Regions from separate parts of the Homo sapiens genome. Here region 2 is linked to region 1. A link is an interaction called in ENCODE POLR2A ChIA-PET data of the cell type or tissue named here. Cell type or tissue: Panc1. All regions are shown on one strand.

Region 1 (4,000 bases):
AGGAAAAGCGTTTCTTGCGGAGGAAACAGCCTGTGTGAAGATCCTAACCAGTGCATTCAGGGGAGTGGCAAAGAAGACCTGGCAGTGCAAGAGCAGCAGTAGGAGGAGGACATGGGGAGGATGAGGTTGGAGAGAGCGGGGTAAGAGGAGGACATGGGAAGATGAGGTTGGAGAGCGTGGGGCCAGATGCTGCGGGACCTTGAGGGCCATCTGAAAAGTCTGGGTTTTCTTTGAAATGTAGCCATGAAAGGTTTTTAAGCCATGGGTAACATGATCTTATTTAGGTTTAAAGAGTTACTCTAGTTGTATAAAGAATAGTTTGTCACATATTTAGCTGGGTCTTCGCATGAAAAATTATGTATCCCAGTACTTTAGAGCGGAAAGGACCTTCAAGATCATTTAGTCCAACCCTTTCTTTTAAAAGATAAGCAAACTAAGAAGCAGAAAATTTATGATTTGCCCAAGGTCACAGAGCTAATAACTATGTGAGGCTTTTAAACTAGGAGTTGCAGGGTGATAGATTATACTTTTAAGAAATCTTTCTACTCTATATTTCCTTTGGCCAGAAATGATGTCTCCCTTTTCTGAACTTTCATCTCACTTTATTTTTCTCTCCTATGGTGCTTACTCATTTATTACCTTGATCATAGTTCTTTGTGTTCTTGTCTTGTCTTATCTCCTTTATGAGACTATAAAAGCAATCCCTGGAGAGCAGGAAATATGGTCTTTACCTTACGTGTCTCTGTAGGACATTGCCTGTAGTAGGTGTTCAGTCAATGTTTGTTAAGTAAACAGATCAATGGACAGGTGATACGTGAGTGAATGAATGAATGAATGAATGAGTTCTCCATATGCTATAAATACTGAGTGTTTACTGACTGAATATGCACGTGTAGATTATACTCTCCCTGATTTATCATTCTAGGCTACTTCCTAGCTATGTTTTCATTCATTTTTCTCTTATATGTACATAATGGAAAGTGGTTATTTTTAATCAGAAGAAACGAGGTGGCCTAGAAAAATATCACATTTCTAAGTCAGGTAATTCTTTCTTCCAAGATTATCAGCAGGGAGAGCCTCTCCACACTCTCCCCTTCCTTCCCTCCCACCCTACTGGCTAGGTTTAAATGTTCTTTCTCAACACATGATCTTTTGGGAGCTTACTTCTGAATTTTTTTTTTAAAGAGATGACTGAGACTGCCCATAAGAAACTAACCAAGTGTCCGGGGTAAAACTGTGATATCACAAAGGAGAAAAATGTTTTACTTAAGGTTAAAAAAAAAAAAACACAAAAAAGCAGGGCTGTAACTATGCCCTCTCCAGCAGAGCAATATACATACATCCAATGAAAACTAATGCTGCCAATAGTGGAGAAAGCCCTGAAGGAGATTTGGGAGCCATGGGTGATGTCCCTGCCTTCGATATTGACTTGTTCAATGGCTCTGATAATTCATGAGCGCTCTCTCTCTCCCCTCACCCCTGCCCTTGGTTTCCTCATCCATAAAAGATACATAAAAATATTAGAAACAATTGGTCATAGGTCCAGTTTCTGCTACCACAAAATGACCCATTAATTCTGTCCATAAAATTGGTCAGACTGGTTTCAGGGATAATTGTTACATTTTTGGACTCACTGATTTGGCATCTTGCACATACATAGTCAGGCGCATGTTGAGAATCTTTGCCGGAGATGAGGTTATACAATGGATTTTGGCTCCCTGCATGAAGAAACAAGCTTCAGGGCATGCGATTTGATGATCTAAGGTCTCCACTAAGGCAATCGGCACTCAGAAGACAAACATGACTCATTGTGTGTGGGAACTCATTCCACTGTTCACAAACTTCGGTTTGAGGGTTGGGAAGGTCTGGAAAAGATTCTAGTGTAAAGCCTAATTCAGAAGGGTACAGATTGTTTTCTTTGTAAAGTGACACATGTCAGTATTGTGAAACAGTGGAAACTGGAAGGAAAATAAAATATTGTGTCGACTGTCACAGAGTCATCCTGCTGCCCCGGCTACAGACATCTCTTGCTTTCTACTCCTGTGCTTCACTATTACAATGAAGCCACTGTCCTCAGATAGTTCCGGCTGCTTCACCATATTAGTTATCTATTGCTAGGAAAGAAGCCACCCCAAAAGTCTGTGATTTAAAGCCACAACATTTTATTATTTGTTCATGAAATCTGTAATCTTGGTGGAGCTCAGCAGCAATGCTGCTGCTGGTCTTGCGTGGAATCACTCATGCAGGTGGCATTATGTAGAGTCTCAACTAGGCTAACTCTCAAATAATACAGAATGACTTCATTCCCATGCATGTCACCACAGCTGGGATGGCTGAAACAGCTGGGGCTGGTCCGACGTCTCTCCCTCCCTCTCTCTCACTCTCTCTCAGTGGTTTCTCCAGCAGTGCAGCCGACTACCATTACCTGGGGACCCCGGGCTCCCAAGAGTACAAAAGCAGAAACTGCCAGGTTTTCTTAAGGTTCATGTCTCAAACAGCCACAGTGTCACTTCTGCAGCATTCTGTTGGTTACAGCAAGTCATAGGCCAACCCAGATTCAAGGAGAGGGGAAACAGATCCCATATCATTATGTAAAGAGTGGCAAAGAATTTCCAGACACCTTTAATCTACCACAACCACAATTACATGGTCAGGTCTTGTGGGGTAAAGGAGCATCTAGTGACTTGCCCAAACTTCTCCCCTGCCACAGACTTCCCCTTGTTCCTCCTTGGATGCTCCCCTCTTACAATGCAGCCTTCACTCCAGGGCTCTGGGCCTGTTGCTTTTACTTTTCTGTCACTACCAGCCAACTTCTCTCTACTGACTTTCTCTCCACCTCATAGTTTTTGATTATTCACAGGCTCTGCTGCTCCATGGCATTATTGTCATATGGCTTCTACTGCTATAAAAATTAGTAGTGTACAGAAAAGGTTAACAAAGTAGGCCAGAGACTGCTAGCCTTAGGAAGACCTGCTTGCAAGGTTGATCCTTGACTGGCATCTAGCAACTTGGATTTTGAGGGGCGTATTAGTTAGGGTTCCCCAGAGAAACAAAACCAATAGGATATGTATATGTGTATATACATATACATATACAAATATATGTGCATATTTGTATACACATATACATATACTCACATATATGTATATATATGTGTACACAAATATACAAATGTATATATGTGTATATGTGTGTATTCAAATATACAAATGTATATTTATATACATTTGTAAATATATGTGTATATTTGTGTATATATATGTGTATACACATACACACATATATGTATATACACATATACACATATATGTGTATATACATATACAAAAGAGAGAGAGACTTATTATAAGGATTTGGCTCACATGATTATAAGCCAATGATGATAAGTCCAAAATACACAGGGTGGGCTGACAGGCTTGAGATCTAGAAGAGTAGATAGTGCATTTCCAGTGTAAAGGCTGGGGTGGTCAGATGTGGTGGCTCATGTCTGTAATCCCAGCACTTTGGGAGGCCGAGGTGGGCAGATCGCTTGAGGCCAGGAGTTCAAGGCCAGCCTGGCCAGCATGGTGAAATCCCATCTCTACTAAAAATACAAAAACTATCTGGGCATGGTGGTTCACGCCTATAGTCCCAGCTACTCGGGAGGCTGAGGCATGAGAATTGCTTGAAACTGGGAGGCAGAGGTTGCAGTGAGCCGGGATCACACCACTGTACTCCAGGCTGGGCAACAGAGTGAGACTGTGTCAAGAAATAAATAAATGAATAAAATAAAAAATAAAAAATAAAAATAAAGACTGGCAGGTAGAGACCCAGGAGAGCCAATTCAGTCCACAGGTGGCCTGCTAAGAATTCTCTTTTGTTCCGGGATGCCAGTATTTTTGTTCTATTCAGGCCTTCAACTGATTGAAGGAGGCCAATCCACATATTGGAGGGCAGTCTCCTTATTCAAAATTCACTGATTTAAATGTTAATCTCATCCCAAACCCCCCTCCAAGTGAAT
Region 2 (4,000 bases), 69 kb before region 1:
CATGATAGGGAGATGTTTTGTCCTTCTATTTTTGTTCCATTTATTGTTTTCATTGGATTTTTAGAAAGGGGAATGGCATAAGTGTTTTTACTCTGCTGTCTTTAACAAGAAGACTTACTTTTCAAAATAATTATTTGTCTGCTTTTAATTTTCTACTTCAAGAAAACGTTAAGGAAAGAATGTATAGCATTCTAGTTAATTTTCAGTTGCTTAGGTGCCTGATAAAGAGAAGCTTCCCTAAACAGCAGCCAGTTCTGTTCTGAAGATGGCCTTCCCATGGCACCAGTACCCTGGTTAGAATTTTCCCAGGGAGAGATGGCCTAGCTTCATGGGAGCTATCACCATAGATTGCCCATGCTGAGAGAACAGACCACAAACTACACCAGCTGCAGACACTTACACAGCACATGTAGGGAGAACAGAGGCTGATGCCCAAAGAACGAGAGGGATTGTACCTCAGCTGCACAGCAGCAGCAACCTGCAGAGAAAGACAACCTGCAAGTTTATACAGCCCTCCTCCTGCCTCCATGAGAACCTGACAGAGGCATTTGAACCAGAGCGACTCCATCTTGAATAGAGGCTGGGTAAAATAAGGCTGAGACCTACTGGGCTGCATTCCCAGGAGGTCAGGCATTCTTAGTCACAGGATGAGATAGGAGGTTGGCACAAGACACAGGTCGCAAAGACCCTGCTGATAAAACAGGATGTGGTAAAGAAGCCGGCCAAATCCCACTAAAACCAAGATGGTGATGAAAGTGACCTCTGGTCATCTACATTACTCATTATACGTTAACTATAATGCACTAGCTTGCTAAAAGACACTCTCACCAGCACCAGGACAGTTTACGAATGCCATGGTAACATTCGGAATTTACCCTACATAATCTAAAAAGGAGAGGGACCCTCAGTTTCGGGAAATCTCTGACCCCTTCCTGGAAAACTCATGAATAATCCACCCCTTGTTTATCAAATAATCAAGAAATAACTCTAAGTATACTCAATTGAGCAGCTTATACCACTGCTCTGGCTATAGAGTAGCCATTCTTTTGTTCCTTTACTTTCTTAATAAACTTGCTTTCACTTTACTGTATGGACTCACCCTGAATTCTCTCTTGCTTGAGGTCCAGGAACCCTGTCTTGGGGTCTGGATTGAGACTCCTTTCATTGAGAAAGGAGATTGAGACTAACAGATCCATAATTTCTCCATTACTTACACACTGTTTTGGGAAGAAGGAGGGAAGGGGAGATCTATAGAAAGTAGAGAATAGACTCTGATAGGGAGTTTCAGCATCAAATTGAGTGAAGGAAGCCCTCTTCCCCTTTTTTTCCACCCTGGAAGAGACTGTAACTTAGCAAGTTTATTTCCACCATTGGTGGAAATGAGAGCTTCAGAGCAAGATTAAATCAGTTACAGAAAATAAATAAGCTACTGTTTTTGTACATCTGATTTGTAAGGTGTTAATCTTGACCCTGCAACATCTGCGATTTTAGCTTCATCTTTCAGCAAAAGGCAGTCTGCTAGATGGAAAACTGTTCAGGACTGGGAGTTGACCTTCGGTTACTCCTGGCTCTGCCACTAACTAGCTGTGTGATATTGGTTAAGACACTTAGTCTTCTACTTCGAAATGTCATCAACTCTAAAATTACAAGGTTGGATCAGATCCATGATTTTCAAATGTTCATGGCTGCAGAGCCCTTTTGTTAAAACCTTACTTAGATGGCCAATATATAAAACAGATACCTCTGGCGTTTCCTCTGGCAAAGTGGGAAGTAGATGTCTGGGACCACATATGCTAGGAGGCCCCTTGGGCTCCCTGCAAAGTCCCTAAATCACCTCCACAGAGCCCTTCCCAGGTATGCACTTCAAAGACCAGTGAAGGCAATGATCTCTCTGGTCCTTTTTGATTGTAATCCCCAATGATTCAATATATGCCCAAGGCCAGGGGTGGTTGACAGCAGCATGAAGTAATCTGTTCCATGGTCCATGGGCATCTAAGGAGATTGGCGTTAGCTTGTCCTTTTGCAGACAAGGCAATTTACCTTAGTGTTAAAACAACAAAAAAAACCTCCAGCACTTCATGGTGGTTGGGGGTTCTCTTATTTACAACCAAAGAAGAAGAAGAAGAAGAATAAGGAGGAGGAGGAGGACGAGGAGGAGGAGGAGGGGAGGAGGAGGAGGGGGAGGAGGAGGAGGAGGAAGAAGAAGAAGAGGAAGAGGAAGAGGAAGAAGAAGAAGAAGAAGAAGAGGAAGCAGCAGCAGCAGAAGCAGCAGCAGCAGCAGCAGCAGCTTGAGGTAACCATGAACTAGAAATTGTGTCCCCATTATATGACTAACATAGCAGAGTCAGGTCCTGGATCCACCATTTAGTATGCCAGGTAGAGTGTATGTCACCTCATTAGTCCTCACAACAACCCAAGAGGTATGATCCTCATTTTACAGATAAGAACGCTATATAGCAGGTTAAGGAACTTGCTCAAATATCACACTATTACAGAGAATTGTGACTTTTAAAAAAAACATTTACTCCCTCCTAAATGAGATGCTCAAATTTATAATCAGTTACCAAAGCCGTGGAAATTTCTCATCTCACAGAACCTACCATTCAATGACTCTTAGAGCATTTTTGCACATGAAATGGACAAGAAAAATGTTTGTGACAATCTGAATTTTAAATGGAGATCAAGGGTCCTTGCAGTAGTGAAGGAAAAGCAGGCATCTTTCCTTCCATTTCATGGACTTATATTTTAAGAAGCTCAGCCATTCCAGTCCATGCAGAAAAATACTCTCAAAGGAATATTTACAATGTGGATCTTATATTAAACATTTGGTTTTATATGCTTAAATATTTATAAAAGCATACGTTGAATAAATTTTAGTCTACAAACTGAAGTGTTCAAAACATATCAATTTCCTCATTTCTTTAAATCAATTTAATTTTCTGACTCTCAGCCTCCATCCTTAAAAGATGGCAAAAACATCTACCTCATCCTTTTGAGGGCCCCCTCTCCTTCCCAAAACCATACCACTACCTGGAAAGCTTGCTCGGGATAAGGACAATTGAGGAAGGAGCTCTAACCTCCAATTTTTCAAGGTATCACTGGCATCCCACTGTGAAGCCCACAGTGGGCCCAGAATTTTGGTGGTGCCAATTTGTGGTTAGAAGGCTTTGAGGAAAGTGCCTCCCTCTAGATGCCCTGAGGAGCCATCTCCTCTGGGAAGGGATAGCTTTATTCACAAGTGACATGGGTAGTCTCACAGGGTCCCCTGCTCAGAAAAACCCTGAGTTTGTTTTAATGCTCTTCTATTGAAGTCCTGAAATTTGGACAAAAGTTTCCACAGTTTCATTTTGCACTGGGCCTTGCAAATTATAAAGCTGATCCTAAAACTAATGGGTTTAGTTAGCAGCTCTTCTGCTCGCTTTCTTAGAGGGGTCTTCAGCCTTCCTTCTCTATCCTATTAGGCAAAAGAGCTTCTCTTGCCTCGCTTTGCCCTCCAGTGACTTTGCCTCTCTTTTTTGGAGTCTGGGGCACTTAACATTATCTCTTCAAGGGTCTTAGGCTTTTACAAAAGACAAAAATAGTCACGGAGGACTTCAGGGGCTTTCCCCTTCCATCCTGCAAAAAGTCCCTGAGGCAAAGGAGCATACAAGGAACAGGTTCCTGCTTAAAATCAGCGAAGAAGGAAAAAAATGTGTGAGGAGAAAAACCATACCTTAATATTTTAATAAATTGTTATACCACATATGTAGTTTGTTTTAATTAAGTTATTTTATAATCAGTTTTGATGACTTTGTCATATGAAATGGGCCTCTAGAATAGAACCCCAACACATACTCCTGTACCCGTAAAAAGCAGGGACACAGAGAAGTCAGCGGGGTGTTGCTATGAGTAGGGTGAGCATATGTATTATAGCTCACACTGGGACACATCTGAAATAGGAAGGAATTGCTATCAATAATTACACCAGAGCAGTAAGAGTGAGCTGAAACCACCCTGGGCA

What was found. Peaks named below come from ENCODE experiments on the same cell type or tissue, not always from the same donor. Only the 100,000 strongest peaks of a DNase experiment are listed, where the experiment ranks them.
Region 2: POLR2A ChIA-PET joins it to region 1 with 6 read pairs; 2 of 35 experiments call an interaction of 5 or more read pairs at or near these places.

Annotation. Positions count from the first base shown.
Region 1 is chr12:65,630,011-65,634,010 of GRCh38, forward strand. The region is part of intron 1 of MSRB3-AS1 (MSRB3 antisense RNA 1); the gene reads right to left. Among named protein-coding and RNA genes, the nearest start is that of MSRB3-AS1, 10 kb to the right of the region's middle. In Panc1, no CTCF peak of the experiment used is centred here; a DNase peak (open chromatin) is centred at 1,871; H3K4me3 peaks cover 927 bases; H3K27ac peaks cover 2,933 bases.
Region 2 is chr12:65,561,464-65,565,463 of GRCh38, forward strand. All of the region lies in intron 2 of MSRB3-AS1 (MSRB3 antisense RNA 1), which reads right to left. Among named protein-coding and RNA genes, the nearest start is that of LINC02454, 39 kb to the right of the region's middle. In Panc1, no CTCF peak of the experiment used is centred here; no DNase peak of the experiment used is centred here.